3 separate regions of the Mus musculus genome follow, and regions 1 and 2 are each linked to region 3. Evidence: chromatin loops called from intact Hi-C (ENCODE). Cell type or tissue: left cerebral cortex. All regions are shown on one strand. Region 1 overlaps Rin3 (Ras and Rab interactor 3). Region 2 holds the start of Gm25203 (a small nucleolar RNA gene). Region 3 overlaps Slc24a4 (solute carrier family 24 (sodium/potassium/calcium exchanger), member 4).

Region 1 (8,000 bases), 110 kb before region 3:
GGAGGAGCTAAGAGTTACAGATCTTCATCTGAAGGCCACTAATAGACTGCCTTCCAGGCAGTTAGGAGGAGGGTCTTAAAGTCCATGCCTACAATGACACTTCCTTCACCAAGGTCACAGCTCCTAACACTGCCACTCCCTGGGCCAAACATATTTAAACCACCATAGCAGCTTCCGGGGCAGGCTTCTGGCTGAAGGTAACACGCTTTTTGTGTGAGCAGGAGGACCCGAGTTCAGATCCCCTTCACACACAGAAAAGACAAGCGTGAGAGCTCATATCTGTTACCTAGTGTTGGAGCGAGGGGAATAGATGCAATCCGTGGAGCTAGCTGGTCAGCCCATCTACCCAAAATGGCAAGCTCCAGGTCCAGTAAGAGATCTCATCTCAAAAAATAAGGAATATCAAAAGATGGCCTAATCGGCCATCACTGGAAAGAGAGGCCCATTGGACACGTAAACTTTGTATGCCCCAGTACAGGGGAACGCCAGGGCCAAAAAGGGGGAGTGGGTGTGTAGGGGAGTGGGGGTGGGTGGGTATGGGGGACTTTTGGTATAGCATTGGAAATGTAAATGAGCTAAATACCTAATAAAAAATGGAAAAAAAAAAGAGTGGGAAAGAAAAAAAAATAAGGAATGATGGAGGAAGACATCCAACATCAAGCTCTGGCCTCCATATGAACATGCATGGATGCACACATGAACACACACACATCACCCCACCACACACACACACACATACACACACACACACACACACACACACACACCTCCCCTGCCCAGTGTCCATCCCTAAGAAATGGTCAGATAAGCTTTTGGGCAGTCAACCCTTGGCTGCCACAGCTGTTACAAGGCACTGATATCAGCCACTGCAGAAACTCTCAAAACCCTAAAGACAGCATTGCTATTCATTGCTTATTCACCCCAGGGGCAGAGGCAAAAGGGACATAAGTCCTCAGCTCTGAGGAGAAGTCATTGAGGACCATAAGGAAAAAACAACACGGAACAAAACCCAACCAACCAACCAAACAAAAAAACAAAAACCACAAAGCCTGAAACTCTGTTCTACTGAGTCAGGGAGAAAGAAGAAGGGAGGAGGAGGAGGAGGGAGACACATGAGACACAGTGTTCACGTTGATGAGAGAGGAGCTGCCATAAGAATTCTTTGTTCTGTTCTTGCAGCTACCCTGGGAGTCTGGAATGGAGCCCAAAGAGAAAGTCCTAAAATCAAACAAACAAAACCACCAGAATACGCAGAGCAATAAACATACTGCATCTATGCTCACTCCTAAGACATTCAGAACAGCTGTGCATTTGCTCTGTGGACACAGCTTACCCATGTGGGTGAGGGTGCTCCCTGAGTGCATCCTGGCAGGGATAAGGGAACCTTTGACCAGACTTCTAAGACTTACCGAAAAACAAAGACCCAAGGCCAATGTGCCATATAGTGGATGTCACAAGCTGGGTTGCAGCTACACAAGGCATTGCCGAGTTTCCTGTAGGTTTCTCTGGGCTTGGAATATTTTTCGTTTTTAAATGACATTGTGTACGGGTGTGGAGGGGGAGCCCATGTGCTACAACAGTGTGGAGGTCAGAGGACAACCTGTGGGAGTCCAGTTGGTTCTTTCCTTTTATCACGTGGGTCGTAGGGATCAAAGTCAGGCTGTCAGGCTTGGCAGCAAGCGCTTTACCTGCTGAGCTATCTCATCAGCCCCGTGCTCAGTACATTTGTTTGAAAAAACAGAGAGCCCATATGCTTACACTGCTTCTCTGAGGTGTTGGGGGAAGGTAGTCTGAGGAACCCAAGCTGGTTCCTTCTGCCAGTACAGCCCCTTCACCCCATCTGATATTAGACCTCTGGGGTCAGGAGCTCACTACCTCCCCGGGCAGCTCAGTCTCAGCAGCAATTAGCCATTTCCCAACAGATGACATGACAGCTGTGCTTTGCATCCTCAGAGCTTTGAAGTTAGGTCAGAAGCCTGCACATCCATATGAAGAAGGAGAACGAGACCATCCTTCAGGTAGACTTGGGGTCCAGGGCACTTTTAGGGAGCAGCTTGGGCAGCCATCTCAAGGGCACCATGGCAGAAACCCTAAGAAGACCATTGGGAAATGTTCCTCTTTCTTGTGCCGCTATAGAACTTGGGGCAAAGAACAGCAGCTGATAGTGACAGCCATCAGATCTGAAAGCCCCGACTTAGGATGCCCACAATAGCAAAGACAGGCTGCAGTCCCAGGAAGGGATAGAGCTTTATTCCGGGGCCACCCTACCCTGTGAGCCTCTTGTCCTCAGTAAAACAGGGAGACCATACCATTTGCCTTAGCATTGAGGCAAGAGCTAAAGCAGACAACACAGTCCAGTGCTCCGTTCAGAGCAAATGGCACCTGTTCTAAGAGATGGAGGCCTCAGACCAGTCTCAGGACAGAGGCAAGGCTGAAGTGACAACAGGCAGGACGGGGAAGTAAGCCCTCTAGAAGAGAGAGGGTGGGGCTAGGACTGGGGAGATGGCTCAGTGGATAAAGTGCTTGCTGTGCTGAGGATCTGAACTGGGGATGCCAACGTGCAGGGATAATCCCAGTGCCAAGGAGGCAATGATGAGATCAGGTTTTGCTAGCCAGACACTTTTACCAGTTGGTGAGGTCTAGGATTCACCAAGAGACTCTTGCTTTTTCTGTACTTTGCAAGGCTGTGGTTGACAACCCCTTCCCCCTAACATCCCTCCTCAACTCTGCCATGACAGAATGTCGACCTCCCTCCCAGGGATTCTGTCCCACCCAGGCTGAGCAGTCCCTACAGCTTGCAGCACTCACAGGAACATCTGCCGGCTATTTTTTCCAGACAGACAACAGACGCCGAGCCGAGTGCTGGCACACACCACCTCTAGAAATATGCTGACCAAGCAGTCACTTTTAAAATAGTTCTTAAAGTGTCTTAACACAATGGTTTCTAAGATTGTCACAGTCGTGCAGCCATCACCACTAGTCTTGGGACATTTTGGCCACCAGTCAGTCCCCATCCCCCATCCCCCCGGGCCCCCAGTCCCACTCATCTGTTTACTCTCTTCACAGACTCCTCTTCTAGGTATTTCCTGTAAGGGAACCTGGGCACTGTTTAGTTTCTTCCACCCTGCGTAACATTCACGAGGTTCACCGGCATTACCATGGTGACTAGTAGTCTTTCAGGGCTTCTGTATCAACCTTTTGTTTCTTATTGACAGATGGCATTGCTTTATATGGACAGACTGCATTCTACCTATCCAGTCAGTTCCTATTAACAAGACCTAGGGTATCTGGGGGCCTGGGGTGGGGCACACTCCTCTTGTCCCAGCACTCGGGAGGCAGATGCTGGCAGATCTCTGTGACTTTGAGGCCAGCCTTCTCTACAGAGTAAGTTCCAGGACAGCCAGGGGGACACAAACAAAATAAAACAAGTTCTAAGGTAGCAAGCATCAGTTTTCTATAGAGCATCAATAATTGGAGACATTGTAGCAAACTAGCTTGTTTGCGGGTGGAGTTACGTTGTAGAAATGATAGGAGACAAGGACTCATGAGTGGAGTGGTTCATAACAGATGCTGTTGTTGGCACAGCAGGCGTGGCCCCAGGCATGGTGTCTGACTGTGGACCAGGCATCTCACTTCTCGCTTCAGGAAAAGCTTCTTCAGGAAAAGGAGACGGTTGGGCTCAACCTCAGGCTCGTAGGTTGAATTTCCCCACATGAACCCCAGCTGTTGACAGTACTCAGACTAACATTAAATTGAGGGCACCAGAGCAAGAATGTGGATCAATTAGTGATGTCTGTGGGGGTGTTCCACATGGGAGAACAGCTGTGCCTGATGCTCTACATGACTTAGGCCAAGGACTGAGGTTCCTCCCAGCTCTTGGAATCCCATGTCTCTGCAACTTAGCTGACCCTTGGCTGTGGACCTCTGAAGGCTTCTCTTTCTAGAGGGGCTGGCCCTGCCCCAGAAGACAGCCCAGAAAAGGCAGGAGGCCAGGCCAGCTTCATCTCTTCTGCCAGACCCTTCCTACTGAGTGTGCACAATGTAGCCCCAGCTGCTGCCTCTTTTCTGGTCTGGCCCAGGCTGCTGGGCAGCAGGAGCTAAATCAGAGCTTAGGGGCCTGTGAGATGGAGAAGTGGCTGGATTTAAAACCCTCACCAATGTTCCACAGACACCTGCAGCCCATATCCAGGGTAGAATGACTGTTCACGGTCCAGACCAGTATCCACAGGCGCTTGTGGCTTCCAGGATCAGGCCCGTCCCCCCAAACACTGAAAGCCTTGCATGGTAAGGTAGGACCTGCACAGTTTTGCCAACCACTGGCCAGTTCTGCAGGCTGCCCACAGCCTCTCAGAGGGGAAGTCAGCTCAAGCAGGTCTTCCGGTTGCCGGAAATAACGAGAGCAGACCAGGTCACCTCAGGTCATACGTCACAGCCCACATCAAGGGGTCTGGCAAGTCAGAAGCCTTCCCGCTTTCTGTGTCTGCCTGCAGAGGTCTTTGTCTCTCCTAAGTGAGCCACAGCCCAATTTTCAGCCCTACCTTACTGAACGTACCAAGGGTTCCAGCCTTCCCTCTAGACCCACACTCACTTCCATACAGGCCCCACGGAGGCCACAGAGGCACTGGCTTCAGTGTTATGGCTGTTCTGATGGCAGCTCTACAGTAGGCCATCCCCAAGCTTAGTTTCTCAGATGCTCTAACCTGTTCACAGTGGCACACCCTCTGTCTGTCTCCATCCTTGGCTGCTCCATCACCTCTGTGCCCTAGACACCTACTCACCATATACCCACTCACCAGACCCCACCTCATGACTTGAGTCTTTGTATCTTCCTCTAGAACTTCTTCTGGATCACAGGTTCTAGCCCTCCCTGCTCATGTTTGACCTGGCCAGGCTCACCCTACATCATGACTACGCCCTGAGTCTTGGATAAGACTGTCTACTCCCATGGGTCTCAGTGATTATACCACTTCTTGACCATCAGTATGAAGAAGGGCTGTGTTCTGTGTTGCCTGGTGTTTAGGCTGTGCTCTTGTTTGCTCTCTATTGCTATGAGAAAACGCTGACCAAAACTAACTTGGGGGAGGAAATGGTTTATCTGATTTACAGGTCTGGATCACAGCCCATCACTGAGTGAAGTCAGGGCAGGAACTAAACCAAGAGTAGAGGCAGGAACCATGGAGGAAAGCTGCCTACTGGCTTGCTCTCCCTGGCTTGCTCAACCTGTTTCTTATACACCCCAGAACCATCTGTCTAGGGGTGGCACCACCCATAGTGGGCTACAGCCTCCCCCATTAATTGCTGATCAACAAAATGCCACATGGACTTGTCTTCAGGCCAGTCTGATGGAGGTTGTGGTGGCTTGAATAAGAATGGCCTCCACAGGCTCATATAGTTGAATGCTTGGTCTCTAGCTGGCAGAACCACTTGGGAGGGATTAGGAGGTGTGGCCTTGTTGGAGGAGGTGTATCTCTGGTAGGCACTGAGGTTTCAAAAGCCCATGCTATTCCTAATTAGTGATTTTTCTCTGCCTACAATTTGGGAATAAGATGTAAGCTCTCAGCTGCTGCTCCAGCATCACTTGCTTGCCTGCTGCTATGCTCCATGCCATAATGGCCACTGACTTAACCCCTGGAATTGTAAGCCCCAAGACACTGGGTCTTCTATAAGTTGCCTTGGTCATGGTGTTTTTGTCATGGCAATAGAAAAGCAACTAAGAAATATTCTCTCAATTGAGGTTCCCTCTTCCTAGATGACCATAGCTTGCCTAGCTAGCACAGGGTATGAATTTGAAAACCAGGAAGCCTGCAGAAAGAGTCCCAGCTGAGTGGTTTTTTACAAGTGACTGCTCCTGTCTTTGCTTCTCTGTGCATATATTTAACTGGAGGCAGGAGCCTGAGTACTTTATTTACTGGTTGTAAGAGTTTAAGACCATGCTTCAGTGGAAGCACAGCTCAATAATGGGTACCACCCACCTGTCTGTCTATCCATCCATCTGTCTGTCCACCCATCTGTCCATCCATCCATCCATCCATCCATCCATACATCTGTCCATTCATCTATCCATCCATCCATTCATCCATCAATCTATCCATCCATCCATTCATTCATCAATCTATCATCCATCCATCTGTCCATTCATCTGTCCATCCATCCATCTATCTATCTATCCATCCATCCATTCATCCATCAATCCATCCATCCATCCATCCATTCATCCACCCATCTACCCATCTAGCCATCCATCTCTTATATTGATTCAGGACCTGCCAATTCTAGGCTGATCACAATAGTACTGAAATAAATGTTACAACTGACAGGCTGTAGAGATGGCTCAGTTATTAAAGTGTGTACTGCTCTTGCAGAGAAGCTGAGTTTTGTTCTAAGCACCCAAACTGGGTGGCTCACAACCAGTTGTAACTCCAGTTCCAGGGAACCTGACATCTCTTTTAGATTTTATGTATCAGCACTCACATGTATCTCTCTCTCTTTCACACACACCCCTAAAAATAAAATAAATCTTTAAAACAAAGAGCATCTGGCATCCTGTGCCCACCCCAAAGAGACACTGAGAAACATCACTAGATGTGGAGATGGGATGAAGGAGGCAGGATTCAGGGATGCGTGTGCTGGTCCAGACTGAAGGTAAAAGCCTCAAAGGTGCCAGCCCCCATGGCAGAGACAAGCCCTGTGCACATGTGCCAACCACCCATGTCAGGATGCTCTCACCTATGCAGGGACAGAGAGAGGGTGGTGGAGAAAAAGAGGCTCTCCATGGCACCCTGCCATCCTTTCTGATTTCGAATCGTGTGACTCCACTGTCTGCTGAGGAGGTAACAAAGGTGGCTTGGAATTCCCAGAAAGCCAAGGTCTCCTTAAGAGGATTCCCTGTATGTAGCTGAGAAGCACTGAGAAACACCTTACAGTCCCATCCACAGAGCTCGGCCCTCTCTGGACTAAGTGTATCTATGGTAGGCCATCCAGAATGCAAATCTGTTTCCTGTGGCATGAGTCACAGGTGAGGAGAATGGAAAAATGGAATGGTGAAGGTGTCCAGCCCCACCCACGTGGCTCCCTCCTTCCCGTCTCTCTTTGGTGCTGAGAATGTCTACAACCTAGGCTCTGCACTGAGCAGGGGTAGAGGAGAAAAACCAGAATGAGGTATAAAGACACATTGGTGTTACAGACAATAGCCATCCATACTAGACCTATGAGTAACTTTAGATGCTGAACTTAATGTAAACACTGGAATATTGTACAGTCATTACATTATTCCTAAAGCGCTCTGCATTTAGATGACGGGAACATGAGGAGAGACAGCTTCCATGAAGGGTAACCATTTAACTTAGAACACAATTGCAGATGCACATGGCTTTTGACCCAGCAGCCGTGGAGGGTTCCCTTTACTGGAGTTGCCATGGGCAAAGTGACTCATGGGACAGCCGGTACTCTCTGGAGTCGCTGAGACATTGTCTGTACAGGAGGAATGCCTGGAAACAACCTGCATGCAGATTGATAAGGGGGAAATGGAGGGCAGAGTCTGCAACTGAAAAACAAACATGCAGAGGAGACTGTGTGCTGACGAGGGAGGGATGACTGGGTAGTTAAGGACAAAAAGACAGAATGGTGTGAGTCCTGAGTTCCTCTGCTGGACAGAGTGGAGGTGGTGTTGAATATGGAGGGAGGAGGAGGGGAGGAGGGAGAGGAGGAGAGGGGGAAAGGGAGGAAGAGGGGGAAGAGGGAGGAGGAGGGGAGGAGGGAGAGGGGAGAGAGGAGGGAGGGAGAGGGGAAGAGGGAGGAGGAGGGAGGAAGAGGGGAGGAAGGTGGGGAGGGAAGGGTACTGTGGGCTTCTTCATATGAAGATCCAGAGATTTTTGCTTCCTTTTTACTTTTCTGTACAGACCGCACTCTTTGGGGGGGGGGGCAGGGGTGGTGTGAGACATGGTTTCTCTGTGTATCCTTGGCTGTTCTTGCTCTGTGGACCAGGCTGGCTTGGAACTCAT
Region 2 (8,000 bases), 63 kb before region 3:
TGATGATAATGGACTGAACCTCTGTACCTTTAAGCCAGCCCCAATTAAATATTGCCCTTTATAAGACTTGCCTTGGTCATGGTGTCTGTTCACAGCAGTGAAACCCTAATTAAGACATCAAGCTACCATGGAGTTCCTAGAACTGTCTCTCCTTTTATAACTACTGAACCATATGGCTAAGAAGGAGCAGGGTGGAGGAATAGATAATCCACACAATTTGTGTGTATGCCCATATGCTCCAGGGTCAGGGGTCAGGGATATCACATGGGTCTTTTTCTACCCTGGACTCAAGGCCTGTACTCCAAGCCTCCAGACGTGCAGACTTTAAACAGGAAGCAGAGCTGTGTTCCGAGCTTCTCTTTGTTCTCCAGTGTCCCCAGTTGTGCTTCACTTCTCCCTGGAGCCTCATTAGGACATTATCCATAAGCATGGACCACCAGAGAAGGCACACCTTAGAGTCAAAGTGAGCTCAGAGACACTCTCTTCTTACACACTCTTACCCCCAGGACAGTTCTAAACCAAGGCCATCAACATTCAAAGCCCTCCCACAGGTCAGACTGGCCTAGCAGGGTGTCTCTCATGCCCCCAGTCTAACCTGGGCTAGGAGTCTGGTCTTCTAAACAAAAGCCGGATTTGTAAATGAAGATACTGGAGGTGGGAGTGTCCCAGCTCATTGCCACTGAGAGCTACTGACCCCATTTTCCGTAATAAGAGAAGAATCTCACAAAATCTTTAATCCCCATCCCTACTCAAATGTCGCAACATACTCTTTTTTTTTTTTTTAACTTGTCATGTTTTGGGAACATGGTTTAGTAAGAAACATCACCCGGTCCCTTTAAAACATAAAGATGGCTACACTCATTCTACTGAGGGAAATGAGAGACGAGATTCAGTTATTTCAAGGCACAGTTATCGTTTTTGAGAGGTGTCTTTTTCTAGGGATGTGGGTAGAAACTACATCAAGCTCTTTTCCCAACACAGAAAAACAAGCCTCCCCCCGCCCCCGCCAAAAAAAAAAAAAAAAAAAAAACCACAAAAAACATTCCATGTGCTATTCAGGATCCTAACAGCTATGTTCTGCACACACAGGGTTGGGGAGAAGGGAAATGAGGTGGTGGCTTCGTGGGGAGCAGGGTGCCTAACAATAGGCCAATGGCCTTAAAAGGCAGTGGTGGTCACCCCAACTTCACAGAGGGGCTCTGCTTGGCTCCAGGAGTTGGGTCAGTGAGTCACCTGCTCAGTTTGAATGGTCTTAAGAGGTAGAGCTAGGCTTCAAATCTATTCTCTTGGGCAGGGTTTGTGGCTCAGTGATCCAGTACTTGCCTAGCATATGCAAGGCCCTGTGTGGCTCCCCACAGCCCATCCTTCCTGCTAACCTGCATTCTTCCTATACAGTGGTTCTCAACCTGGGGGGGGGGGTGGTTCGGCCCTTTGGGGGGGTCAAATGACCCATTTACAGGGGTGGCATATCAGATATTTACATTAAGATTCACAACAATAGCAGAATAACAGTTATGGAGTAGTAACAAAAGTAATTTTATGGTTGGGGTCACCACAACGAGAGGAACTATATTAAAGGGCTGCAACATTAGGAAGGTTGGGAGCACTGCTCTAGGGTAAAGGGTAAGGGGCTCTTGTGCCCACAGAGAACTTCTCCTGGCCCCACTGCCTCACAAGCCCTGCTCACCTTCCCTCCTGTGGGCCTCTGTGTTAGGAAGCAAAGGAAATGACTTAATGTTCTGCAAGCATCTGACAGATAGATGCCCTTCCCAATGAATGGAAATCCAGCCCTGTCCTCTCTAGTTGCTCCTAGGCCCCCTGCTGGAAACCTGCACTAGTTTTCAACTCTCCCCAGCTATTCATACAACTGTGAGTTCTCCATGCCTCAGTTTCTCTATCAGTAAAATGGGGATGCTAAAAGTACTTATTTCATGGGTCTGCTATCAGGCTAAAACTGGGCTTCTACAAAATTGTGCTGTGTGCTTGGCACACAGAAAGGGGCAGCTTTTTGACAGAGAGTTCTGGCTACCTCTCACTGATATCATTTCCTTCCTTTATATTCTTCTGATGACCCTAGAAATGAGGGGCCGGTTACTTTGTTCATCCCCCAACCCCAGAGCAGTCTCTTGCATGTCTCCCCTCCCAGTGCCCATTCCCACCTCAGAGGGAACAAAGAACAGGGTCTACCCTTGGGCACACAGCAGGAAATGTTAGTGCTCTGTTAATACCACACTCTATGAGAAAGAGGTTGAGGTCAGCAAGGCCGGTGCTTGCCCTCAGGTGGGACCTCAGCTTGGAAGACACTAGGCAGGGGCTCCCATCACTCACCAGCCACACCATGAGGTAGGAGAACACGGCAATCCACAGAGTGGCCGTGATGAAGGTGACCATGAAGAACTTCTCCCAGCGGGGCTTGCTGCAGTTGGGGATGGTGACACACAGGAGGAAGATGAGGGGCCACGTGAACACCCACTTAGCCTTGTCGCCTTTTGCCTCTGCAAGGGGGTGTGGGGTAGAACAGGGAGTGGGAGAGAAAGACATTGGGTTACACGGCTGCTAGTCTACCCTTGCTCTACTGTTTCAAGTTAACCTTGGTATGACTTTAAGCTGCTGAGGCCAAAGAATTGTCCTCATCAAGTCACTTGGAAGAATCAGGATCACCCAAAACTTTAGTCCATTGTAATCCTTAAAATGACCAGATAAGGAAGGTGAACCAACAGCAGGGATGGCGCCAGTACAGGGGAACGGGGAGGGGGCAGGGGATATCAGCTCTGGTATCAGGCAGCCTGGAACAATTCCATCACCTCTTCCGGGGATAAGGGTCAAGCTAGGACAATGGCAGTGTAATAATGAACCCAGGGAGAGTAGCAGGCATGGCGTTGAGCACTTTGCACCTTGCTGTCTTCATCTTTTCATCTTGGTTGGTGCAAGAATGATGTGACCTGGTGTGTGGGAAGCACCAGGTGTGTGGCCCAGCACCAAGGAGGAAGACACAACACCTACAACTCACATTCAAGACCCCAAAAGCTGACGGGGAGTGTTAGTGTGTGTATATAAGAAGGGCAAGTACTGGGGCTGGCAAGATGGTTTTGTAGGTAAAAGTCCCACTGTTTCACTGTATGACTGACTTCTAAGCATTGTCCTCTAGGGGCTGGAGAGACAGCTCAACAGTTAGCACTGGCTGCTCTTCCAGCACCACCATGGAACTCACAACTGTAACCTGTTTCAGTGGATTCAACACCCTCGTACAGACATACATGCAGGCAAAACACTAATGTACATAAGATAAAAGTAAGTTACTTAAAAAAAATGTCCTCAGGACTATACTTTCAGGGATCATTTCTATAGTTCGTTACTAGAAAGGTTTCTCTGACTGTGTAGAGCACCCGAAACCACGAGGACGAGATGTAGCGTCCCCTCCTAAGTGTGAAGCCGGTTCTAGGTGCTGCTTGATTGCAGCTGCCTCTTGCCATTGATGATCGTTCTTCCCTCCTTCAGGAGGGTGAGAGGGAGAGAACGCAGTCTGAGTGGAAAAAAAAAAAAGAAAAAAATGTCCTCTAAACCTCCATAGAACACATGCACACCCACTCTCACAAACACACACACAGATGACAAAATAAAATATTGCATTACACACACACAGTTCTGTATGTATTTATTTTGTGTGGGTGAATGGATGGGGGTCTGCATCATGATGCTGGCTTGTGCAGGTCAGAGGAAAACTTGTGGGAGTTGGTTCTCTCCTTCCACCATGTGGGTCTGGGTGATTGAACTCAAGACATCAGGCTTGGCAGCAAGAGCCATTGTCTTATGAGCCATCTCACTGGCCCTCAAATATTTCAGAAACGAAGTATTCACGATCCTCTGAAGAACACACACAGACAGTTCTCCAGAACAGACTGAGTGTGAGGCTGTAGAACCAGACCCACTGAGGTTAGAAGGACTGACATCAGTCAGAGTGCACTTGCCAACCTCAAAGGAATGGAATCAGAATTCAGTATTGGGAGGGAAGCTGGAAGATTTGCAAATATGTCGATCTTACGTAGCATAGTCCTAAGTAACTGTCAGGTCAGAGACGAAATCACAAGGGGAATTAGGAAATACTGGAGGACACAGAAAACAAAATATAAAAGGTGAAAACTGATGGGCCATGGTAGAGGCAGGCTCTGAAGGCAATTCCTGACGGTAAATGCCCAACAGTGGGAACCATTTAAAACCCATGACCTCATGCTCCTCCCACAACAAGGAAAAAAAAAAGAAGAAGTGAGAATTAAGTTCAAGAATGGAGAAGGAAGAGGTGGGCTGTGGAGGATCCCTGGAGCATGAGCTAGTCAGACTAGCAGAACTGGAGATCCTGTCTCTAAAACAAGCTACATGGCCCCTGAGAAATGACACCTCAAATTCACTTCTGGCCTACACACACACACACACACACACACACACACACACACACACACACACACACACTATTCTTTAGTCATTAAGAAAATGCAATTAAAAATTATTTCACACCCATAGCTATGACTATAGCAAAAAGACATAGTAATATTGGCAAAGATGTGGAAAAGTGCAGACCCTCACATACTGGTGTTATGAATGCAAAATGTCTAGACTCCCTAGAAAGCAGTCCAACAAAGAGTTTGGCAGAGCTGACTTGTGACTCAGGATTGGACTCCTCCATACACATCCAAGAGAGATGAAGATAAATGTTGTCACAAAGACTCAAACGCTCTCACAGTTGCCCCAGATGGAGACAACTCAACTCAGGCTCCAGGGAGGAAAGCCAGTGTGGTACGTAGGTCCTGAAGGACTGAAACTCAGCAGGGTGGAACGCTGGAAAGATTCTGACAAGGAGGGAAGCCAGACACTAAAGTCACATTGTGTTAGGCTCCATCCAGAGGACATGTCTGGAACAGGATAGTTCAGATACAGAAAGGAGACCAGTGGTTCTCAGGATGGGAGGAGATGGGACCAGAGTCTTTACTTGTGGGTATTTTTGGTGATTTTTTTATAATAAAAATATTTAGGAATTATATATTGATGACAGTCACATTGTCCTGTGAATACAGAAAGAAAAGATATCATAACGGGTCCAATTTATGGCATAAGAATTATATCTAATTATTTTTTTAAATTGCAGAGCAAATTGGAGTGTGTCAGTTTCAGAGCTGTGTATGTGTACCTTTTTTTTTCTTCCTAAATAACCGAAGTGTGTTTACTTACAAAAACAAGACAAAGTAACAACAACAACAACCCACCCCAAGCTGCTTACAAGGGGCAAAGAGAATGGTTAGCCGGAGATCAGCAAGTCAGTTGGTTATCCATCCAGATGCTGCTACTAGAAAAACATCTGTCTCCTATGTATTTCTAAAGACACCTCTCCTACTGTGTGAACCCAGCATAGACAGGAGAATAGTTTCTATCCTGTGGCCTGTCCCAAATTCCAGACTCTTGCTAACTACATCACAACCCATCCTGACTGCTGAGACATCCTACGACCTCATGCTCAGAAGAATTCACTTTGGGGAATTGTGACCCTGGCTACCTAAATACCCAGGAACCTCTCTGTAGATAGACACAAACTGCAGAAGGGCACATTTCTTGTTTCATAGACACAAAATTTTACCAGGCATTTGTCCTTTTGCTGCTACAGGCTTTGCATATTGTTTTGACATCTGTCTTCATCGTGGTCCCACCCAGGCAGTTAGGCATCACCACCCACCACTGGTTTCCTAGGAAACAATCCTCTAGTGGACTCTGTCTCTACTGCTGTGGTTTTTTAACAGTTGGGTGTCATATACTGGTGGATCAGACAGTCGCTTTAGTGGGTGGGAACTAGTATTTCCTTTAAAAGAAATGAAATCAGTGGGTGATACACAGTGAAAGCTAAATGTTATTTCACGAAACCTCTCTCTCTCTCTCTCTCTGTGTGTGTGTGTGTGTACATATATGCACATGAGTGTGGAGGCCAGGGGTCAACCTTGAGTGTCCTTCCTCAGGATTCATCTACTTGGCTTATTTCTGACAGGGTTTCTCACTGGAAACTGGGTACCATTTCCTCTAGGCTGCTTAGCCTTTGAGCTGGTGTCCACTGGCGTCTCAGTGAGGTCTACAGGCACACACCGCCAAGAATTATTTTTAAAAGGCAGTGAGGCCATCGCAAGGGACATCCAACACTGATGGTTCAGTTCACGGATGGTTCATTCTTGCCTCCCAAGTGACAGCTACCTCCACTCTCCTGGAGGTTCCTCCTGGTGCCCAGCCCTTCCCTTTCCTGTGCACTGCCAGGACAAAACATCATCACAGCGGATACTGATGGATACATCAACTCCCAGGAGAAGAAGATAGGGCCTGATAGCATGTCTTTCCCTAAGTCTCTGATTTCTCTCTTAAAGTAGAACATTACAGTTTAATTATGCGATAAAAAAGTATTTAAAATGAACCGCAACAGAACAGATGGCCCATCATGCCGGAGGGAAAAGAACAGATGTAGTAGTTGATGAAAACCTCACACTAATTTGGATGGTTAACTAATTAGATGCTTCAGTTAAGGGAGTGGCTAACTAGTGGTCCTGGGGGTGGACTGCACCCCTGGCTGGTAAAGAGAATTTCTTGGGCCCTGGAGCTAAGAGTCCCCATGGCTGACAGTGTCACTATTTCTTAAACTCAGAATCCCTTGGTAGGATCTAACCATCTTACAGGGCTGATGCCTTGGAAGGTCTGGATGAAGGGTCTGAGAATTTGTATTTTTTTTTTTTAAAAGGTTAGGTCTCTACTAAGTTGTCCAGGTTGACCTCCAACTCTTGGCTCCTCTCACTTCAGCCTGCAGCAGTTGGAGCCACAGACAGTTGGAGAGACGGTTCAGGGGTTAAAAGCACTAGCTGTTCTTCCAGGGGACCCAGGCTTGTTTCTCAGCATCTTCATGGTGGTTCACAACTGCCTGTAACTCCAGTTCCAGAGGATCTGACACCATCTTCTGCCTATCTGTGCACGAGGCATGCAAATGGTACAGACACACAGGCAGGCAAAACATTCATAAACATGAAGAAGAGGGGGAGGAGGGGGAGGAGGAGGAGAGAGAGGAAGGGGAGGAGGATGTGTTTCTAAGTAGTTCCTGGTGGTTGCTTATTTCTAGGGAGTTCTTTAGTGGTGGCTTAGGCTGGACCATAGTTTGAGAACCATACTGTAGGTTAACTCCATTTGCAAACATTTGAGATGTAATTACCACATTAAAAAGTCACCCACTTAACATGTTTGGTTAGGTAGGATTTAGTACTTACATAGCCTTAGCTCCAGTACAATAACATTCTAGATGGTTTTCATCGTCCTCAGGAGAAACCCATATCTATTAATAGTTTTCGCTACCTCCTCTAAACTCTGGGAACTCTGGGCTTGTTTTCAACCTCCAGACTTAATTATTCTGCACATCTCACCTAAGTGAAACAGAGATGGGTTTTTGTGTGCCTGGCTTCTTTCACTTAGCACAATGTCCATGTGGCACATGCTAATACTGTATTCTTTTTTCACAGATGGACAGTATTCAACCATATGATTATGTCTTTTTTCAGGGTTGGGGATGCATCTGCCAGGCTCAACTACTGAGCTGCACCCCCCCCCCCCCCATCCTGCATCCCCATCCTGTATGGACCATATTATACTTAGCCTTCCTTCACTTAGTGGATGTTCAGGTTATTCCTACTTCAAGGCTACTATGAATAGTGTGGATTGAATGTAAGTGTTTGTATGTTTCCATTACACACACACACACACACACACACACACACACACACACACACACACACACACAACTGCAGGGTCCACAGTAACCCTATTTCACATTTTGAGAAACTGCTGCTGTGCTGTCTAAAGCAGCAACAATATTTACTCCCCTTTCAGCAATGTGCAAAGTACTTTTCTTCCATCTTTTGGATAATATTGTTATCATCTTTCTTCTTTGACTTAGGTTACTTTAAGGGTGTAAAGTGGCATGTCACTGTTCT
Region 3 (8,000 bases):
CTAAGGGTCTGGAACAGCTCGTGGGTCACCTGCACAGCCCACCACAGTTCCAGTGGTATCAGAGATACCCTGGAGTGATTTCTGAGAGAGAACTTAATGTGCAGAGCCAGAAAAGATAGAGGGGAGGGTGTGGGTCCTCAGTTCTGAACACTTTGGGGTCCAGAGATGTAGCTCAGCAGGCAGAGTACTTGCCTTGTATACAAGAAGCCCCGGGTTCAATTCCCTGCATGATGTGAATCAGGCATGATGGTACAGGCTGTCATCCCAGCACCGAGGAAGGGGAGGTAAGAGGATCGGAATTCAGGGACATCCTTAGCTACAGGAAATTTAAGGCCAGTGTGGCTATGTGAAACCATGTCTCAAGAAGAAAAATAATGACAGCACACGTGGGGACCATGGGTGGTTACAGCATATGAATCCAGGGTCCCACAGCTCCCAGGACTCACACACCACAGGGCGTTTGACATGCACAGCTCACTTTTTCCTGTAATTATGAACCCTGCTCACCTTCACCCTTGTGAGTTGGTAAAGTCATCCAGGGACTATAGTCAGCCCATGAAAAATCTGGAAGATTCTAGGACAGCAGTTCTCAACCTGTGGGTCTCAACTCTTTTTTAGGTAAAGCGACAATTTCACCAGGGTCACATATCAGATATTTACACTATAGTTCATAACAGGAGCGAATTTATACAGTTATAAAGTAGAAGCAAGGTAATTTTATGGTTTGGGGTCACCACAGCATGAGGAACTGTATTAAAGGGCCCCAACATTAGGAAGGTTGAGGTCCTATGCCCTCCCTAGATTGTCAGCCCATCAACCAGGAAACTGGGCATGTGGCCTGTTTCTCTTCTTTCATAAGCATTGGGGTTCAGAGGGAAAGGGGATGGGGTGTGCTGAATGTACGTGGCCTGGTCTGGACTTCAGGGAGAAACTGGAGCATCGTGGGGAGAGTACTAATCTCTGGCACTGTGACTCTCCTTGTTCTCTAGACTTTCTTCCTACAAGACCACTTACCTGGCTGGACATACCCACCCTGGCGTATTGCAGAGAGAGTAGGAGTGCAGGTAGTGCATGGAGAGGTTAGACAACTCACCCGAGGTCACATAGTAAGCAACACAGTTGGGATTCGAACTTAGGCAGTCTGGATTTGCTATCACAAAGAGCTGACCCTCTACGTGGGGGAATGCTCTTCCCAGTGATTGTCCCTTTGAGGAGTCCTCCATGACACTCTGAGGCACATGGATGGTGCTTTTAAGTTCCTCTGAGCCTTCAATGTATACCTACTGGGGTGGCTGTTCTGCTGTAATTATTCCTGTTTCCACATGTCAGCCATACTAGCCCAAGGGGGCCCACAGCTAGATAGGGGAATCATGGCTGACTAGGCAGTCCCATTTATTTCCAGCTTCTTTTGTATTGAGACTGACTCATTAGCAACTCTTCAAACACATGTTTGTCCTAGGCATACAAACTGTAGGCTAAAATCCGTACTTGTGTTTGCTGAGCCCAGGACTCCCAGCAAACACCAATGCCCACACGGAGGAAAACCAAACTGAACGGGAAACTCTCCACTCAGGTCAGTGGGATGAAGCCAAATGAGTGGCTGCCTCTTACTGTGGCCCATCACCATGGGATCTCCTCACAAGTGACTGAACATTCAATAAGATACTACTGAGTATGTCCTGAACTGGAGTGCAGGGGTCAAAGTCAAGGGTAAAACTGACAGGCTATGTGGCCCAAAGGTAGCAACTGCATCCATGGTGTCCTGGACACAGCCTATATCTTCTCTGCCCGAGCTGGTCCTCTCACTCCCTCTCATCCCTTCCCCTTTCTCCCTCTATCCAGTATGCTCTGGATCATGATAGGTCACAGTGGTATTCCACTGAAGCTTGAGTGCTGTCTGCCATCTTCCCCAACCAGGCAGGTTCTCCTCCCTGCACACCTGCATGTTCTCCTCCCTGCACACCTGCATGTTCTCCTCCCCGCCCACCTGCAGGTTCTTCTCTCTGCACACCTGCATGTTCTCCTCCCTGCACACCTGCAGGTTCTCCTCCCCGCCCACCTGCAGGTTCTTCTCTCTGCACACCTGCATGTTCTCCTCCCTGCACACCTGCAGGTTCTCCTCCCTGCACACCTGCATCTTCTCCTCCCTGCACACCTGCAAGATCTCTTCCCTGCACCCCTGCAGGTTCTTCTCTCTGCACACCCACAGGCTCTCCTCCATGCACACCTGCAGGTGGTTCCATTACTCTCCTCTGTCCATCTTCACAGTGAATGAATTTTACTCCCTCTGTTGTAATTCTCCAGATCCACACGAACCCTTCCTTCCAGAGCCTCCAGTTACCCAAGGAGTGAAGGGTCCTCTCCTCCACGTTCCCAGTCTTGGCAGCCAGCTGAATTCCTGCTCCAGAGGCTGGCATAAGGAGCTGAGGAAGAGTCCAGGTTTCATGAGCAATAGAACAGCTGCCACTGAAACATGTCTCCCAGTAGCCTTCTCTCCAAAACTGTTCATAGGTGACCACATATCTCGCACTCCCCAGTGATGCCCACTCCAGCTCTGAGCTGGTGCCAGCCTCATCTCTTTTGGGTCTAATGTGATTGGGCCAGTCTGGTCTTCAGAGGCCCTTCATGGCTTTTACTGACCCAAAGATGAGATCACTTAGTTCAGCACTAAAACAGCCTGTGACCATTAGCTTCCAACACATTTGGCAACCCTGATGCCCAATTTTGGATGTTGACCTGAGTGGATCAATGGATATGTGGACAACTGGGGCTGCCGAGATGATGGGTGTTTGGCATCCATTCATCACTCGGTTTGGTTTTATGGTTTGTTCTCAGTAGGGGTACTGAGGGGTCAGGGCCTATTGGGAGACAAATCCCATACATTCTATAGGTTCAAAATCCCAGTGTGTTAGTGCACCAGTGTTGCAAGTGAGAAGAGTTTTGGTAGGAAAGACCTTTCTATGGGTGAATGCATAGGTTACCTTTACTGATCCCCAGCATGTTGATTCTGGGTCACACCAAACAGAACACACACACATACACCACACACCACACACCCTCCCCTGCTCCAAGAGCTGTGGGAGAGCCCTGTGACAGACCATTGCCTTAACACTTGTAAGGCCTTGGGTTTGATCCTTCATACTCCAAAATGTAAAGAAAATTGATTTGATGCTAGCCTGCAGAGGCTCAGGCTCCACAGCTCTGCTCACCTTCTCACACATGCAAAGCTCTTCCCTCGTCGCCAGTCGGCAAGAGAGTGAAGGAAGCGACTCTTGACTCATTACAGATCCATTTTCAAGCCAAAGACACAAACCCAAATAACTCTAGGCCGTGATGGTTCACTTAGTCACAGATGGCCACAAGCAAAAGTGACTCAGGCTGGAGCCAGGCGGGAACAGCAGGTGCCGGGCACAGAAGGCGGCTGGCTCCTGTGCTGTGGGAGTCTCAGAATAGACACCTCTGCATTCCCAAGTACAACCTCAGCCAGCCACTCTGGTGGATTTCACACTAGGCTCAACGACAAGCAGCTGAGAACCAACTGTGAAGTGCCGCAGCTAAAGGACCATAAAGACAACGAAGCTGAGTGTGTGTGCATGTGTGTGTGCTGGGGAATACGTGTACATGGGTGTGCTGCTGCATATAAGGGCCACAGGATTGTGTCAGGTGTCCTGCTCTATCCACTTTTCCTCCTTATTCCTTTGAGGCCGTCTCTCACTGAACCTAGAGATAGGGTGGCAGCCAGGAAGCTCCAGCAAGCCTACTATGTCTTTACTATCACAATGCTAGGGTTATGGGCACGAGTATAGCCATGCCCAGCTTTTTATGTGGGTGCTGGAGATTTGAACTCAAGTCCTTGTGTTAGTACAAGCGCTCTACTTATTAAGCCATCTCAGCCCCTCAGTCTGATTTTTAACAAATGATAGCCAAGATAGCATATAAACATGATGCTATCGTGATACACATAAACACTGTCACCAAAGGGAGTCAGAGATGGAACTAATGAGGTGTCACTTAAAAGTAGAGAGCAGGAAGAGCAGCCATGAAAGTGGAGAGCCATCTCAAAACAGCCAATGATCAGACTCTCACAGAGCAAAGCACACTGCCCAGGGAGTCCAACATGGCATGTCCACACAGACAGACAGACAGACTGGCCTTAGAGGGGTCAACAGCAAGGGGATCCAGACTTCCTATGGAACCTTGCACTATGGCCTTCCTGCTCTAGAAATGCATCAATTCTATTTTATAAGAAATATGTCTTGGGGTCAGGGAGATGGCTCAGTGGGTAAAGGCTATGGCCAATGATCTGATTTAAATCCCCAGGACCCACACAGTTAAAGGAGAGTAGTGAGTCCTCAAAGATTTGTCATCTGACTTCCTTGGGTGCTCTCTCTCTCCCTCCCTCCCTCCCTCCCTCCCTCTCTCTCTCTGCATACTACCCTCCCTCCCTCTTCTCCTCCCTTCCTCCCTACCCTATCCTGTCTTACACACACATTAAAAAAAACATTAAAAATGGGTGTGATTTTTCCCTAAGCCAAGCAAAACCTTCCTATTTATAAAGAACATGGCATACACAGACTGGGAAGAAGAGTCCAGGGGTCACGGCAGCATGAGCTCTATCCAGAGCTTGGCCTCCTGGATGGATATGGACAGCATGGCTGCTTCTTTCCATGAGGGACAGTAGTACTCAGTGCTCATGCTCACTGCACAGTCCATGCTGACAGTTGGTTACTAGCTGGACAATGATGGAACCTTTCAGAACCTTCAGTTAGCAATTGTCCTATAGAAAACCCCAGTAGAGGCGCTGCTATGCGACTTTGGATCCTGCAAATGATGGGAAAGGAAAGCAAGCCCAGACCAATGGCTTTATCCCCTCTGATCTTTGACACCTCCTCTGCACACCTTGGAAGGCTTGGCTGGGATGGAACCTCAGAGTCTTACAGCACATAGTGCATAAGCAACAGAAATTCACTGTTCTTAAGGCTCAGAGGCTCAAGATCAAGGTGTCAGAATCCCTATCAGTGACATCCCTTTTATGTGTCCTTATGTGACAGGCAAAACAAGATCTCCTCAGGCTTGGATACTGGTGCCTCATTTCCCCAGATATGCTCGCCAGTTCAATGCATTCCTTTCCCTCACATGGAGAAAGGAGCCATAATGTCCTCCTGTGGCCAGAGCAGGCGGATGAGAACACAGAGATGAGCCAATCCCATCTGCACCTGGAGATCATCTGCACCTGGAGATCATCTGCACCTGGAGATCATCTGCACCTGGAGATCATCTGCACCTGGAGATCATCTGCACCTGGAGATCATCTGCACCTGGGGCTCATCTGCACCTGGAGATCATCTGCACCTGGGGATCATCTGCACCTGGGGATCATCTGCACCTGGGGATCTCAGACAAGGCAGTAGATGGTGCTGACGTTTCAGTCATCTGAAGGCTTCATTCAGTGTGGGGCATGAGTAGTACCAGCTGGAAACCTGTCTTTGTCACCTGCACTCCTGTGAGTCCTAGGAGACAGATGGAAGCTGCTAATGGAGTCTCCAATGAGCATGTAATCTTTTTCTGTCACATGCTACTGATCTAGAAAGTCCTATGCCCAGACTCAGAGGGAGGGATCATGACAACACAGTGACAGAGCCACATTACAGGAGAGTGGACATGGTGCTGTTGCCAGGGATGGCCATGACAAACCCCTGCCATACCGATTCCCATGCGGGTCAGACACATTCAGCTGCTCCCCAGTGCTGTCTGAGGTCTTCTCTTCCCATGGCAATGTTGCCAAGTTTCATTCACCAAGGCACATTTCTCAGGCCCTTTGTTGGTGCACAGGACCAGATACCCTATTCTCACCAGTGCAGGAACATATATTGTCCAGATCCACCAGTCAGGCAGCATGTGTGTTTATTCCACCAAAAAGGAGGCTGAGCAACAATAGGGAAAGAGCCTGGGTCTCTAAGATACCGTATGAAAGGTGTTCCATCAGCCAGGAACCCAATCTGGAATACTATTAAGATGATGTAATATCAGGGCTTGCCACACAGAATAGCATCACCTGACCCAATATTACACTACCTCCCTGGCCACATGGGACCTGTGGTTCCTAAAGTTAGAACCATCAGGTCCCCAGGCCACTTGCGCTAAAATCTGTTGACTGTGAGTGAGGGAAAGAGTAAAGAGGCCTAAAGAAACGCCTGAAGGGGCTAGGGGCCTGCAGAGGAGCCCTGCCCTGCCCTGTCCTGCCTGCAACAAGGGGCAAAGCAGAAACCATTTTAATCAAACCCATGTTAGGTTTTAAAGTGGGGAGACCAAGTGGTCAGAGGCAGTCCCCCTGTCAGGAGGGGCTGAACATGGGCAAAGGTAGTAAGACGTGTTTGTGAGTCTCTCCCATGTGACATGGAAGAGGTCCTGTCTGTTAGCAGCTGACTCCCCTGTGTTTGGGATATATACCGGAGTAGTCAGGCCCAGTATGCTGATGTGGCTGCTCTCCTTTTTTTTTTTTTTTTTTTTTTGTGATCCCAGAGGAAACTATCAGCCTGAACTGTGAGGAAGAAGATGGAATTGGTGGGGACAATGCAGGAGAGAAGACACTGGCCTGGACACTGCCAGGTCACTGGAAGCTAGGAAGACCGATCCAGAGGAGCAGGGTAGCCTAGGCCAGGGGAAGAAGGGTGGAGAGGGATCCTATATGATGGGGCTCCTGTAAACATATGGGGGAAGGAAGATGCCCTGCTTGGCCAAAGGGACTTCCTCGAATCACATCAAACAAGCAGAGAGGCGCCAGCTATGAGACCAAACAACCGGAAGAAAACAAATAGAAGTGGGTGCTTGGGAATTTGACTCTCAGGGAAGGAGGGAGCCTGAGGGCCAGCAAAGATTTGAGCAGCAAAGTTCAGGAGCCCAGGGAAGGCACCGGAAGTGACAGCTACTAATGAGCAAGGGTGCCCTGGGATTTGAGGAAGGGCAGAGGTTATGCTTTGGAGGATGCGGCAGGGATGGAGGCAGAGAGGATGCAGCTTTGCCCCTGAGGAGTCCTGTGTCCCAGGCCATGTCATCACTCCACTTAACTTTCGGTGTGATCGTCTTTGACTTCGTAGCAAGGCAGGAGTTATGGGGAGGGACAGGACAAGCCAGAAGGGAGGCCAGAGAAGCTGGGTGGGGTTGGATTCTAGCGGCCGTGTTAGCTTGGGCTGTACAGCCCTCAGGGCCTAGCACAATTTATCCAGAGAGCAGTTTGCAGAGGATGAGAGGTCTGGGGGTCTGGGTTCAGATTCCAGCTCAGCCACCGCTGGAAGAGGTGTCAGGAAGCCTCGGTTACTCATGCAGTAGTACCCACTGTGTGCTGTGAGCATCCAGTGTCAGGGTGGATGGAAGGGTCCCATGGGAGAGATGGGCAAGAGACAACGGTACCCTTCCAAGGGCAGAGTGAGAAAAAGGTTGTATACTTCTCAGGCCCTTTGCTGGTACATGGGGCCAGATGTCCTGTTCTCACTAGTTTAAGAACATGTACCCTCCAGACCCACCAGTCAGGCAGCATACATGTTTATTCTACCAAAGGAGGCTGAGCCACAGCAGGAAGGAGCCTGGGTCCTTGAGTGACCATATGGAAGTTGCTCTACGGGACAGGAGCTCAGTCTGGAACATGGCATAAGGGACAGATCCTTCCTGTGCTGAGATACTGTGGCTGCAATGCTGGATAGTAAGTATCACTGTATCCAGAAAGTATCAAAAGTGCCTACAAGTTTACAGACTATCCTGTGGACACCCATGTATCCATGTATCCATCCTGGCTCAGACAATGATCAGTGCATGGCTGATGTGATCTCTCTCTCTCCCCCTCCTCTCACACCCTTCTCTCTTCCTTTGCTGAACTCTCCTGTACCCCACCCTCCATTTATTTGGAAGAAAACCCCAGCTAAATTTCATATAAACCATTTAATACCATGATAAAATTTCTACCAACAATGAAGCACAGAATCACCACATGGTCCAGCAGCGAT

What was found. A loop is a pair of places that touch in the nucleus more often than their neighbours do. Peaks named below come from ENCODE experiments on the same cell type or tissue, not always from the same donor. Only the 100,000 strongest peaks of a DNase experiment are listed, where the experiment ranks them.
Region 1: it touches region 3 in a loop (4-fold over the local background); 2 of 42 quality-filtered maps call a loop at or near these places.
Region 2: it touches region 3 in a loop (4-fold over the local background); 3 of 42 quality-filtered maps call a loop at or near these places.

Annotation. Positions count from the first base shown.
Region 1 is chr12:102,298,899-102,306,898 of GRCm38, reverse strand. The region is part of intron 1 of Rin3 (Ras and Rab interactor 3); the gene reads right to left. Among named protein-coding and RNA genes, the nearest start is that of Rin3, 20 kb to the right of the region's middle. In left cerebral cortex, no CTCF peak of the experiment used is centred here; DNase peaks (open chromatin) are centred at 3,640, 4,013, 4,345, 7,017 and 3 more places; H3K27ac peaks cover 246 bases.
Region 2 is chr12:102,249,005-102,257,004 of GRCm38, reverse strand. It overlaps Slc24a4 (solute carrier family 24 (sodium/potassium/calcium exchanger), member 4), which reads right to left. Exons shown (of 17, transcript NM_001362345.1): 13 at 2,329-2,495. Gm25203 (a small nucleolar RNA gene) reads left to right here and starts at 3,318; the gene lies at 3,318-3,532. It also overlaps the pseudogene Rnu3b-ps3. In left cerebral cortex, CTCF peaks have their summits at 1,830 (motif pointing left) and 4,897; DNase peaks (open chromatin) are centred at 4,334, 4,747, 5,730, 6,409 and 1 more place; H3K27ac peaks cover 1,624 bases.
Region 3 is chr12:102,186,427-102,194,426 of GRCm38, reverse strand. All of the region lies in intron 2 of Slc24a4 (solute carrier family 24 (sodium/potassium/calcium exchanger), member 4), which reads right to left. Among named protein-coding and RNA genes, the nearest start is that of Slc24a4, 62 kb to the right of the region's middle. In left cerebral cortex, a CTCF peak has its summit at 3,245; a DNase peak (open chromatin) is centred at 3,413; H3K27ac peaks cover 292 bases.